2 separate regions of the Homo sapiens genome follow, and region 2 is linked to region 1. Evidence: read pairs that join two places in POLR2A ChIA-PET (ENCODE). Cell type or tissue: GM12878. All regions are shown on one strand. Links, peaks and the distances in the headings refer to the core of each region. The heading gives the core; the rest is flanking DNA.

Region 1 (9,238 bases), core at 2,788-5,287:
AAAGAGATACCTGCCTCAGACTCAATTTTCTCCCAGAGGTTCAGAATGAAATCACAGAACCATGAGCGAATATATGAATTTAAGAGTTAGAAGACATGTCCATCCACGTGCAGTGGTGAAAGACAACATGCAAAGTAAGAAAAATGAAGTGGAAAAGCAGGAAGACTCAGAGAAATCATGCTACCCCAGGGTAGTAAGAAAATAGCTGCATGGGGCTGGGCACGGTGGCCTGTAATCCCAGCAAGTTGGAAGGACGAGGCAGGAGGATCACTTGAGGCCAGGAGTTCGAGGCCAGCCTGGACAACACGGTGAAACCCCATCTCTACTAAAAATACAAAAATGAGCCAGCCATGGTGGCATGTGCCTGTAATCCCAGCTACTCAGGAGGCTGAGGCAGGAGAATCACTTGAACCCGGGAAGCGGAGGATGCAGTGAGCTGAGATAGCACCACTGCACTCCAGCCTGGGCGACAGAGTAAGACGCTGTCTCAAAATAAAGAAAGAAAAAAAGAAAATAGCTGCCTGGGTTATAAATTTCCAGTTCCTGGTTTCCCTTCCCCTTCATGAGTCTTGGCTGTACTTCTATCATCGGGTACTGTGAAAACTCCAGCATCTTTGCCTAATGGGAACTAATTTCCCTTTTTGGGTAAGCCAGCTTACATTTTTTAAATTACAAACAATTTTTTTTTTTTTAAGACAGAGTCTTACTCTGTTGACCAGGCTGGGGTGCAGTGCCACGATCTCAGCTCACTGCAACCTCCACCTCCCAGGTTCAAGCGATTCTCCAGCCTCAGCCTCCCAAGTAGCTGGGATCACAAGCACGCACCACCACGCCTGGCTAATTTTTGTATTTTTAGTACAGATGGGGTTTCGTCATGTTAGCCAGGCTGGCCTCGAACTGCTGATCTCAAGTGACCTGCCTGCCTTGGCCTCCCAAAGTACTAGCATTATGGGTGTGAGCCACTGCACCGGGCCACAAACAAAAAAATTGATTAAACAAACCTCAAAAAAGAAAAGCAAAATATCAGTTAATCAAGGAAGCCAAAAAAAAGTTTTGTTTAAAAAAATGGCTGTTAGGCTGGGCACAGTGGCTCACACCTGTAATCCCAACACTGTGGGAGGCCAAAGTGGGCAGATCACAAGGTCAGGAGTTCGAGACCAGTCTGGCCAATACGGTGAAACCCTGTCTCAAATAAAAATATAAAAAGGTAGCTGGGCATGGTGGGATGCACCTGTAGTCCCAGCTACTGGAAGGCTGAGGCAGAAGAATCGCTTGAACCCGGAGGCAGAGGTCGCAGTGAGCTGAGATCAGGCCAATGCACTCCAGCCTGGGCGACAGAGGGAGACTCCGTATCAAAAAAAAAAGGCTGTTAAGCTGGTATCTTCAGATATTCCTCAGCACAATAAAATGAAAAATATTCACCAAACAGCAGTTTCAAACAATATTCTATAAATCCAACTTCAGTGTAGTTATGAGTAAGTATGAATAAAATTCTATTACAAAGTTCTGGTGTCCAGAAAAAATGAGAGATTAATAGGGAATTTCTTAGACTTTATCTGAACAAATTATTTTTTAAAGAAAAATAATATCAGTTACTACAATTTTGACCAAAAAGGGGGTGAGGTTTTTCTTCTCTGGTGATAACAGCCAGTCTTATCTAACAAGCCAAAGTAACACTGTATAGTTTCCCCCACCCATCTACACCCATTTATCTTAAAAACATGACATTTCAGAGTCCTCAACTAAAATACTCAGTGGTAAAATACAGTGACCTAAAAAAAAAAAAAAAAAAGCGTTCCCCAGTACCACAGTCATTACAGCTATACCTCAGAAATACTACAGGTTAGGTTCCACATCACTACGATAAAACCAATATCACAATAAAGGAAGTCACATGAATTTTTTGGTTTCCTAGTGCATATAAAAAGTTATGTTGCAGGCCAGATGCAGTGGCTCATGCCTGTAATCCCAGCACTTTGAGAGGATGAGGCGGGCGGATCACGAGGTCAGGAGATCGAGACCATCCTAGCTAACAGTGAAACTCCGTCTCTACTAAAAATACAAAATTATCTGGGCATGGTGGCACGTGCCTGTAATCCCAGCTACTCAGGAGGCTGAGGCAGGAGAATCGCTTGAACCCAGGAAGCAGAGGTTGCAGTGAGCTGAGATCACGCCACTGCACTCCAGCCCGGGTGACACAACGAGACTCCGCATCAAAAAAAAAAAAAAAAAGGCTATGTTGCTTTCAGCTCAGAGGAGGCCAACATGCAATTAAATACTGACTGCTATAAAAAGGATTTTAGGGCCCCATAAGGTGGTGCATGCCTACAGTTTCAGCCACTCAGAAGGCAGAGACAGTAAGACGGCTTGAGCCCAGGAATTTGAGGCCAACCTGGGAAATATGGCGAGACCACATGTCTAGAATAAATAAATAAAAATTAGAAGGAAAAAAAACCTTTGTTAATCTCAAGATACAAATTCAAGAGAAGGAAAAAGGCCAGGCGCAGTGGCTCACACCTGTAATCCCAGCACTTTGGGAGGCCGAGGCGCGTGGATCGTCTGGGATCAGGAGTTCAAGACCATCTTGGCCAACATGGTGAAACCCCGTCTCTACTAAAAATAGAAAAATTAGCCAGGCATGGTGGTGCACACCTATAATCCCAGCTACTCGGGAGGCTGAGGCAGGAGAATCGCTTGAACCTGGGAGGCAGAGGTTGCAGTGAGCCGAGATTGCACCCCAGCCTGGGAGATAGAGTGAGACTCTGTCTCAAAAAAAAAAAAAAAAGAGAAGGAAAAAAAAGCTGTTTTTTAGTTTGTTTGTTTGTTTTGTTTTTAAAGACAAGAAACTGTTGCTGAGGCTGGGGTGTGTGGCACAATCATAGCTCACTGCTGCCTCAAACTCCTGGGCTCAAGTGATCCTCCCACCTCAGCCTCTACAGGGGAACACTACCATGCCTGGCTAGCTAGGTGGTGTTTTTCGTTTGTTTTCGAGAAAGAGTCTCACTCTGTCACCCAGGCTAGAGTGCAGTAGTGCGATCTCAGCTCACTGCAACCTCTGCCTCCTAGGTTCAAGCAATTCTTGTGCCTCAGTCTGCCAAGTAGCTGGGATTACAGGCATATACCACCATGCCCAGCTAATTTTTGTATTTTTAGTAGAGATGGGGTTTTGCCATGTTGGCCAGGCTGGGATTACAGGCGTGAGCCACAGTGTCTGGACTTTATTTATTTATTTATTTATTTTTGGAGAAATGGGGTCTAGCTATGTTGCCCAGGCCAGTCTCAAACTCCTGGGCTCAAGTGATCCTCCTGCTTGGCCTCCCAAAGCACTGGGATTACAGGCATGAGCCACCACACCTAGCAGGGAAAAAAAAAATTTAAGTAAAGATTTATTGTAACTGTTTACAATAATGGAAGAAGGCAGAGGTATCAATAATTTTTAATGACATATTGCGGGCTCGAGAGATCCGTACGCCTTGGCCTCCCAAAGCGTTGGGATTACAGGTGTGCACCACCCCGCTAGGCCCATTCTGTGCTCTTGTTCAACCTTTCTCTGTAACATGCTTTCATTTATGCCCGAATAAAAAAATATAGTCTTAGTACAGCTACCTCCCTCACACCTTAATCCAAAAGAGAAAAGGCTAGTTAAATGCTACAGTACAGATTAAATGAAGATTAAAAGTAAGTAAAGGGCATTCCTAGAGTTTAAACAGTGCTATTAATAAGAAAAGTATGCTGAATTTTAAATAAGCAACTAATTAAGTGGTACAATTAAGAAATACTAATCATCATCAACACCAATTTCAAATTTGTGACAGGACACCAAATGTTGGACCTCCTAGAAAGACTAATGGTCAACTTTCCATGACATTTTCAAAAGCTAGGGTTGTGTCTTTGATTTTAAAACCCAGGATTAGTTGGTTTGTTCTTTCATTCACTAATTCATAGCCTGGTGGAGAAGATACATAAATTAAAATATTTAAGGGCAACGATAGTTATAATAGCTTACTTACTGAATATTTATTAGTCATAGGCATTGTTCTAAGTACTTTACTTGCACTAGCAAACTTAAGCTTCACAAACACCTTATGAAGGCATCAATAACCCCATTTACAGGGAAGAAAATGAGGTACACAGAGTTAACACAGTCAAACAGCAAAGTCACGTTTCAATCCCAGACAGTCTGGGTCTGGAACCAACTACTTTATCCTGCTTCTCCAATACTATAGTTCATTCCATAAATTCTTACTGAGTGCCATGTCTGGTCTGGGTGCTTGAGCTATAACATAGTTACCAATAGATTATTCTGGGAGGGACCCAATTATCCAGGCAAGAGTATGGATCTGAGAAGGCGTTCTAGAGAAAGTAATGCCCAGCTGAGTCCTAAAAGTTGTAAAGGAGTTAGGTAGGCAAAAAGAAAAAGGAAGGAGGAAACAAAGGCATTCCAGGCAGAAGGACTACATAAGCAATGGTCAACAATCCAGAAATAGTACGTATATTCAGCAAATCTTCAAAAAGTAGCTCTGCAGAGTTGGAGTGGAAAGTAGAAAGCAGAAATTACTAGAGTTAAGATTAGAGAACCAGGTAGAAGCCAAGTCATGGAGAGTTTTAATGACATACTAAAACCTTATCATGTTGACAATGGGGAGTCAGTAAAGAATTTTCAGGTTTATGTTTCAAACATACCATTCTGGCAATTCTGAGAAGGTGAATCTCAAGGAGATAAAACCGAAGACAGGAAAACTACGAAAAAGTAAGGAAATAGTTCCTAATAACGCAGAAGTTGGAACAAGGATGCTGGGGAAGTGACTGATTCAAAAAATATTTAGGAGATAAATCCAGCAGAATTCAGTAAATAAATGGATGTAAGGAATGAGAGAGAGAGAGGGAGATGGAAGAAATCATGAATGATTCCAAAGTTTCTTCCTTGGTTGATGAAGTCAACAGTAGTCCATGATGTCTTTGAAAGAAAAACTATAGATAGGTAAATAAAGTCCAGTTTGGACAAGAAGAGATGAAGTGAAGGCGATAAATAAAATAATCTAATCTGATGCTTTGGAAAGATACTGATGCTGGAAAAAATGGCCTGGGGAGTAATGGGTAGATACATGGTAACTGAAACTATAGGGATAACTGTAACTTAGAACAATGTGAAGGCTGAGAAGAGCAACTGGCCAACTCAGAAACACCACTGTTTATGGGACAGGCAGAGAATACACAAAAGGGGATGGCATAGTGGAAGTAATGGGACAGAGTTTCTTGAGAAAGTATTATTGTCACTGGTTACTTTACAAGAGCAAGTTTAGTGATATGAAAAAGTAGAAATTAAACTACAGTGGGATAAAGAGTAAATAAGAGAAAAAGGATTTTAGGGCCCCACAAGGGCCCTTGTCATTGATACAGACAACTCTATTTTCTCATCTGCAAAACTGAGATAGTAGGTGACTGTGAATACTAAACAATGTACTACACGGGACCTCACATATAGTAAGTGTTACAGGCCCTCATAGACTGTTTTCACCCTTGTTCACTACACCTAGCCACATCAGGTGCCTTTCTGCTCTCAAACATCCCAGGACCCTTTGCATTGCAAGGCTTTGCACTTGATATTCCTCTTTCCTCACTCAGCTCTTCACATTTCTGGCTCCTTCTTGCTTGTCCAGCGTCAATCTCCCAAGAGACGGCTTCCCCAAGAAGTACTCTAAGGACCCTCTTTCGTTCATTCTCTCAGATCACCCTGTTTTACTTCCTTCATTACCCTTACTACTCTTCGAACTTTTCTTATTTATTTAAAGATAATATGCCAAAGTGATTAAGAGTGCAGGCTCCACAATCAGACTGGTTGCAAACTGCAGCTTTGTCATTTACTAGCAATGTGACCTCGGACAAGTTGTTTAACATCTCTGTGTCTTAACTTCTTCAACTTTAAAATGGGCAAAATAACACACACACATACACACATACACATACCCTGAAAACAAAAAAATAAAATAAAAATAAATGGGCAAAATAATTATTTACCTCATAGACTTCTTGGGGGAGTTAAATTAGCTAAAACATACAAAGTTACCACAAGAATACAGGTACATTTTAAGCTTTCAAATATTATTACATATTTGTTTAGTTGCAGTAATCTTAATGCTCTATCAAAGAGCATTTATCAATATGTACCACTAAAAATATCTGAAGCAATAATAATTCTTAGTCCAAATGTAAAGATGTCAACTAACAACCAAATGAAGCAGTGCTATTCTGACTAAACCTCAGGAAATACTACTGATGGAAGGGATCTTTTTTTTTTTTTTGGTCACAAAAGTCAGGAGGAAAAAAAAACACATCTAAAGCTAAAGATCTTTAGTTGGGCAAGGGAAATTTTTTATAAGCTTTATATATAATTACCATGTAATTTAGATCAATTTATTAAAAATAAAATTAAAATACAGATGTCAGGGGAAAAGGTTTGATTTAAGTAACTTTGGGAAACTTGAAACTGGAAACTCTAACAACAAAAAGAACTGTATATAAGCACTGTTCTTTTTTGGTAAAGGCATTTCTCATGGAGATACAGGTTAACAATTCTAAAAGTGCTGTACATGGACGATGGGACTGAACAAATAAGTTAATAGATGTCAGATGGCGTGAGCCAGATTTCTCACTTTTGGAGAGGGAGGTAATAGATAGCAGAGTAAAGCCAGAATGAACTATATAGTACTGATAGTCAAAGTCATCAGTATGAACTCATGTTTACCTCAATATAGATACAGATAATAGTTATATATGTGTATACATACATATATTTTCCAGGTCTATACACTGAAAAGGCCTAGAAGTCATGATATTCCAACAGCAATGAGCACACTGAGTAACCAGATCTTGGTTTCTAACATGATTCACCAAAAAATAGAACCAGGGATCCTTGGAAAAATGGCTGATTCTAGGGCTGGGGCAGGAAATATACAAGATGAGTCTGGAACTTCTTCTAGTGCCAGAAAGTAAGGAAGTACTCAAAAAACAAAACAATGGAGTATGTCCTGTTGGTAGAAAAATTTGAGCAACAAAATAAATAAAGTAGTATAGGATTATGACCCCAAGTATAAAATAACCATCTATGAGTCCATACATATATAAATAAATGATTGAATAAATATATAAACGGAGAAGAAAAAAAGACTATCCATAGCAGAAGAATTCCAAATAATTTTATAGACAGCTCCCCTTTAAGAAAACAGACCTACTGAGTGTGGTCTACAATTAATGACTTGTTTCCAAAAAGACGAGTACGGGAAAACAATACAGTAAAGAAACCTGGCAAACACTAGCTCAGCCTGGTGACCGAGGTTAACAATATCAGTGATAAGCCGTACTGATAGTATTTCCCCTTGATATGATGCAATGAGAGCGGCACTTTATCTCTGTGACTCTCCTCCCCCAAACCCATAATCCCAGTCTAACCATGAAGAAAACATCAGACAAACCCAAACTGAGGGACATTCTACAAAATCCCTGACCAATACTCCTCAAAACCATCAAAGTCATCAAAAACAAGGAAAGTCTGAAATGCCATCACAGCCCAGATAGGCTAAGGGAAGATGTCAACTAAATGTATTGTCGTATTCTGGATAGGATCCTGGAACCAAAAAAGAACCTTAGGTAAAAACTAACAAAATCCAAATAAATGAATTTTAGTTAGTAGTAATGTACCAACATTGGTTCCTTAACGGTGACAAATTTAACATTGAAATGTCAGACACTGGCAACATGACGAGACCCCCATTTCTTACAAAAAAAAAAAAATAGGGGAAACTGGGTGCAAGGTATACCTTAACTCCCTGTAACTTTTCTGTAAATCTAAACATATTTTATAAGAAAACATTTATTCAAATTAAATAAAAATATGGGGAAGTTGTTGCCTTAACCAATCTGATTTTAGTCCTTTAAGGCATGTATAGTGGGTTGGACAAAAACAGAAATACAGGTAGTATTGTGCAAAATAATCTCAACATTGATGAACCATTTATAATACTGTATGTGTAAGTGCCTATAAGTCATTTTTTTATGTGCACATTTTGATTCCTTAATTGGTAAGAACTACAGGAGCAGAAAGCCCTCCTCCAAGCAGGAGGAGGCCACTCAAATTTGGGACTAAAGCAAAACTGTGGTACTAATTATATTAATAAAAATTCCACCTGGGCCGGGCAATGGTGTCTCATGCCTGTAATCCCAGCACTTTGGGAGCCTGAGGCGGGCAGATCACTTTAGGTCAGGAGTTTAAGACCAGCCTGACCAAGATGGTGAAACCCCACCTCTAACAAAAAATACAAAAATTAGCAAGGCATGGTGGTGTATGCCTGTAGTCCCAGCTACTTGGGAATTGCTTGAACCTGGGAGGCGGAGGTTGCAGTGAGCCACCACTGCACTCCAGCCTGGGTGACAGAACGAGACTCTGTCTCAAAAAAAAAAAAATCCACATGGCTTTTGTAGTGGTAAATATTTTTTTTGTTTCTAAATGAAAGCCGAAATACAAAGATCAGAAATTTATAAAGGCTGGGCATGGTGGCTCACGATTATAATTCCAGCACTTTGGGGGGCCAAGGCAGGCACATAGTTTGAGACCAGCCTGGGCAACATGGCAAAACCTAGTCTCTACAAGAAAAAAAAAAAAAAATTAGCCAGGAATGGTGACATGTGCCTGTAGTACCAGCTACTCGGGAGGCTGTGGTAGGAGGATCATTTGAGCCCAAGGGGTTGAGGTTGCAGTGAGCCATGATCACATCACCGCGCTCCAACCTGGGTGACAGAGCAACATCCTGTCTCTAAAAAAAAAAAAAAAAAAAATTATTAAATTCTTTTTGTTGTTATATTGTTTTGTACGAGACATTTTTATTTTTGAAAAGTTTTAAAAATAAAATTACCGAAAAATGTAGTATACACTCACATACTCATATATAAAGCATTAACATTTTTCATTTTTGCTTCAGATATATATTTAATAAAAAATAACTACGTATATAATAGTTATCACATTGAATTCTGAAACACTGAAACACTTCCTCATGGTCTCAGAAAAGGAGCATAACTAAACATACTTGGAGAAAGTACATTGGAAAGCTCACTATCAACAATATATACTATAGGACAAAATTACAGTAACTTGGGTCCATATTGGTCACTGTTCAAGAAATCTGGAAACTTCAAAAGCCAAATAAAAATAAGTTTTCCTAACATTTGTAACTATCCTGAA
Region 2 (5,168 bases), core at 1,176-3,675, 54 kb after region 1:
TATAACTGGAATCATATGACATGTGGTCTTTGTGTCTGGCTTCTTTCATTTAGCATGTTTTCGATATTCATCCATGTTGTAGCACGTACCAGCACTTCATTCCTTTTCGTTGCCATTGTATCCCATTGTTTATCCACCAATCAGTCAATGGACATTTGGGTTGTTTTCACTTTCTGGCCATTGTGAATAATACTGGTATGAAAAACTTGTAATTCCGGGCTGGGCACGGTGGCTCACGCCTGTAATCCCAGCACTTTGGGAGGCTGAGGCGGGCGGATTACAAGGTCAGGAGATTGAGACCATCCTGGTTAACATGGTGAAACCCTGTCTCTACTAAAAATACAAAAAATTAGCCGGGCGTGGTGGCGGGTGCCTGTAGTCCCAGCTACTCGGGAGACTGAGGCAGGAGAATGGCGTGAACATGGGAGGCGGAGCTTGCAGTGAGCTGAGATCATGCCACTGCACTCCAGCCTGGGCAACAGAGCAAGACTCTGTCTCAAAAAAAAAAAAAAAAAAAAGAAAAGAAAAACTTGTAATTCCGACTTAAAAAACTGGGGTCTACAGGTCTTCAGATATGTTCTTGGGGCTCTGTGACTTCTCAAATTTGAGAAATACTGAATCAGACTACATCGCTTAATAAAGAAAAAAATTGATCAGGTCCCACTCACAGTTAATGGAAGCTTCTATGACTAGATTTGTAGCACAAGCTGCTGTCTTTCTTATCTATAAGGAGTGGACATCTTGTTTTAGGGCCTTCCCAAATCATCTGTTCAATTCTTTCCAGGAGAGGGCTGCAATTAGCAGTATGGTTAACATTTAACTAATAATACTGACGTATGTTGGTTTAGCCCAGATGCTGGCAGCTTTTAATTCTCCAAACTCCTGGCCTGAATACTGATCATGTTTCCTCAGGCTAAAAGCCAGCAAAAAGAATCACCTGGCCAAACATCCCCTTTCAGTCTGCTTTCCTTAGAATGGCCTCCCAGGGGAGCTCTCTGGGCAAACAAAGCTGTTGACCTAGTTTGAAGGCCTGGAAAATTATCATGTGAGTCACTGGGACAACAGAGCAAAGTGCCAGGCCCCTGAGAAACTGTAAGCACAGGTTTCCGATGTCATCTATGTCCTCATAGGCTGAGAGAGGAGTCCCATAGCGGCCTGCCACTTTTCACCCAGCTGCTCCTTCAAGTGGTTTCCAAGCTCCTTGGCCCTGTGCATGGTGCCGCAGGGGCCCATTCCTGTTTTCCTCCCAGCGGGCTCTGAAAACAGCAACTCAGAGAGTGACAGCTCAGTTGTAGGAAACCAAAACAAAACCGGATACTTAGCGGAAGTCCTGTGGTGTTGTTTGGAGCAAGGCCACAAGCCCTCTCTGGGAAGGAAGTGCTGAAGCAGCTACAAAAATTTCAAACTGAAGACCAGGAATCCAGAGGCAGTATTTTAAAATAATACTCACATGAGCGAGGCAGGGCCTTGCAAAAGAGCACCTACACATTACTTAAGGAGTGTTTTATAATGTTTTGAAGATGCTACTTCCTAAATTACACAAAGAGCTAGAGAAGTTAGCCAGAAAAGCAATGTGGGTAAAACTGTTGTTACATTTAGATGGGTTGGACAGTTTGTAGCCTAGATGTCAGAAAGAGTGCTGAAACCTCCATGGGTCCTCATATAACTTCCCTGGGCATAAAGGACCCCTTAAGAAGGGTGAGTATCAAAGCAGAGGCTTCTAAATATTCAGGATAGCATGAAGACAGAAGGAGGACATATTGACAGGACTAGGTGAGGAGACAGTTCATTCATGGCTTTTTTTTTTTTTTTTTTTTTTGGTAACACTTGATTTTTTCAACACTTATACTAGGGTCTTCTTCATCAGGAGGATGTGGATGTTTAACATATCATTAGGCCCGGGATCATTTAAATCCATGTTTGGTGAGTGCTTTAAGAGAGTGAGTGATTATTAAATTCCTTCCATTGTAGGAATGGCAAATGAAATCTCCTTAATGGTTTTAGAGAATAAGCTTTTGTGCCTGGAAGAACTAGAAGACAATTCGATCACCAAGTTTTGGTGTCTTTAGCCCCACTCCTCTCGTTCTCCTCACTTAACTTCTTTCCTTTTTCCTTTCTGCCTCTGTCTACTTCTGACAGAGCAGGTGAACAAACAGCAAATGTGCAGAAAGAGGGTGTTCACTTCCCACCCTGGTGCTGTTGCTGCAGACTGCTTTAGAGCTGCTGTCTCCTGGGCTCAGGCAAAGTGCCAGCATCAATCTTTGTCATCAAAATCCCCGTGTCTGCCCTGTGTGCTGGGTGCCCTTCAGAGCCAGCAGGCCAGTTCCAGGCATGCATTTAGGTAGAAGACTGAAGGAGGGACTAGAGAAAACATTCAGAATTAGACAATAAGGATGAAAGAGGGGCAGAATCAGGTAAAAGTAAATATTTCACCAGTCTGTGTCTTACTGATGCATACAGTAGTGTGCCAGTAACACTGTTCATTTCAACTTTTTGCAATGATGGAAATGTTGTATATCCATGCTGTCTGATATAGTAGCTACACATGGGTACTGAATACTTGCAATGTGGAAAGCGAGGATGTTTTTATCCAGTTTAATTTTTGTTTATTTATTTTTTTTGAGACAGAGTCTCACTCTGTCGCCCAGGCTAGAGTGCAGTGGCGTGACCTCGACTCATTGCAACCTTTGCTTCCCAGGTTCAAGCAATTCTCGTGCCTCAGCCTCCCTAATAGCTGGAATGACATGTGCATGCCACCATACCTGGCTAATTTTTGCATTTTCAGTAGAGATGGGGTTTCACCATATTGGCCAGGCTGGTCTTGAACTCCTGACTTCAAGTGATCCACTCACTTCAGCCTCCCAAAGTGCTAGGATTATAGGCATGAGCCACCACACCCGGCCCAGTTTAATTTTAATTAATTTAAATGCAAATAGTCATTTGTGGCTGGTGACTACTGTATTAGAGACACTAATGTTTCATTGTTTGTTTTTTTTTGAAATAAGATCTCTCTGTGTTGCCCAGGATAGAGTACAGTGGTGCGATCATGGCTCACTGCAACCTCCGTCATCTCCTGGGCTCAAGCTATCCTCCCACTTCAGCCTGCTGAGTAGCTAAGACTACAGGTGAATGCCACCATGTCCGGCTAATTTTTGTATTTTTAGTACAGATGGGGTTTCACCATGTTGCTCAAGCTGGTCTCGAACTCCTGGGCTCAGGCAATGTGCCCGCCTCGGCCTCCCAAAGTGCTGGGATTATAGGTGTGAGCAACCTCACCCGGCCAAGACACTGGTGTTTTAAAAGATAACAGAGAAACATAGGAGACCAGAGATTAGTGTTGGAGTTCTGGGGTCAGATCCCAGCTCTTCTATATATATTTGTTATTAGCTTGTAAAGAAGACACTTAAGCTCTCTGTACTACTTTTCATACAACTGTAACTGGGGCTTAATAATGTTTACCTTATGGTATTGTTATGATAGGTATGGTGGATGGAAGCTTGGATGGGAGGAAAGAGTCATTGACAAGTGTACTCTATCAACAAAACTGGCCGTAAGTATCTGGAAGAGGCAGAGGCCCAGGAGATGTGTACCTTTTCACAAACCCGGCAACCCTGGATTACCAATTGTGTTGCCAAATTGTTGCAGTTGCATTAAGATGTCACATTCATAGCTCTTTTTACTTTTTCAATGTTTTCATTGGAATCTTTCACTTTTATTCTGAGAAACAGATGTTAAAAGAAAAACTGTAGCCAAATTAAATTTAAAAGAGTTTAATTGAGCAAAGAACAATTTGTGAATCGGGCAGCCTCCTGAGCCAGAGTATGCTCAGAGACTCCAGCGCAGCCACATGGTGGAAGATTTATGGCCAGAAAAAGGAAAATGACAAACAGAAAAAAGAAGTGAGGAGGAGAAACAGCTGGATGGGTTACAGTTCGGTGTTTGCCTTATTTGAACACGTTTGAACAGTTGGCCATCCTTGACTGGCCAAAACTCAATGATTGACACAAAAGTAGACTACAGCCTGTATACAGCTCCATTTAGGTTATAGTTCATGATGTACAGAGAAACCTTTAGGCTGAACTTAAGATATGTAAGGAGGCAGCTTTATGCTAAACGTGATTTAACACTGGTAAGGCAAAGGCTATCAGTTGGATTTTCCAGATGAGAACACAGGCCAGGCACAGTGGTTTACGCCTGTAATCCCAGCACTTTGGGAAGCCAAGGTGGGAGAATCACTTCAGGCCAGGAGTTTGAGACCAGCCTGGGGAGCATGGTAAAACCCTGTCTCTACTAAAAATACAAAAATTAGCCAGGCATGGTGGCACACACCTGTAATCTCAGCTACTCGGGAGGCTCAGGCAGGAGAATAACTGGAACTCGGGAGGTGGAGGTTGCAGTGAGCCAAGGTCATGCCGCTGCACTCCAGCCTGGGCGACAGAGTAAGACTCCATCTCAGAAAAAAAAAAAAATTGCATAACAAAACCTTCTCTCTGGAAGACAGCAACTGCAGTCTTTACCACCAGAGAATCTCATGTATGGCTTCCACATGGCTGTGAATAAATGATTTTGTCCTGCAATCTCCTCCTTTGTCTGGCTGAGTTTATAAAGTGCTTGCTACTCAGGCATCAAGAGTATTTCAGCAGACATCTGCACATCCATTTGCTTATACTTTCATCCTATAATTATTTAATTACCTTCTTTTAGTGCCTATAAATAAGAGCTCTGTCATCTGAGAAAAGCCCAGGAAAAATAGAAGGACCATAGAATTTATTTTATTTTATTTAATTTATTTTTTTTTTTTGAGACTGAGTTTTGCTCTTGTCGCCCAGGCTGGAGTGCAATGGCACGATCTCGATTCACTGCAAACTCTGCCACTGGGGTTCCAGCAATTCTCCTGCCTCAGCCTCCAGAGTAGCTGGGACTATAGGCATGCACCACTACATCTGGTTAATTTTGTATTTTGAGTTAACTTCAGGTGATTTCGCCTGCCTCGGCCTCCCAAAGTACTGGGATTACAGGTGTGAGCCACTGCACCTGGCCAGAAGGGCCGTAGAATTGAAATTCAGGTGGGAAAACCACTTTCCCATCTTGGCATGCACAACAATGCCCCCTGTTGACTGAGGCATGCCAGCTTAAAAACAACAACAAAAACAAAGAGTAAGAAAAAA

The links. ChIA-PET counts read pairs that join two places held together with the same protein. Peaks named below come from ENCODE experiments on the same cell type or tissue, not always from the same donor. Only the 100,000 strongest peaks of a DNase experiment are listed, where the experiment ranks them.
Region 2: POLR2A ChIA-PET joins it to region 1 with 22 read pairs; 29 of 35 experiments call an interaction of 5 or more read pairs at or near these places.

Annotation. Positions count from the first base shown.
Region 1 is chr15:65,776,679-65,785,916 of GRCh38, forward strand. All of the region lies in intron 1 of DENND4A (DENN domain containing 4A), which reads right to left. Among named protein-coding and RNA genes, the nearest start is that of DENND4A, 11 kb to the right of the region's middle. RefSeq lists an enhancer at 628-677 and a silencer at 2,926-2,985. In GM12878, for the core only: no CTCF peak of the experiment used is centred there; no DNase peak of the experiment used is centred there; H3K27ac peaks cover 141 bases.
Region 2 is chr15:65,831,803-65,836,970 of GRCh38, forward strand. All of the region lies in intron 1 of LOC105370866 (a long non-coding RNA gene), which reads left to right. Among named protein-coding and RNA genes, the nearest start is that of TRQ-CTG1-4, 35 kb to the right of the region's middle. RefSeq lists enhancers at 544-1,274, 2,007-2,737. In GM12878, for the core only: no CTCF peak of the experiment used is centred there; a DNase peak (open chromatin) is centred at 2,253; H3K4me3 peaks cover 386 bases; H3K27ac peaks cover 642 bases.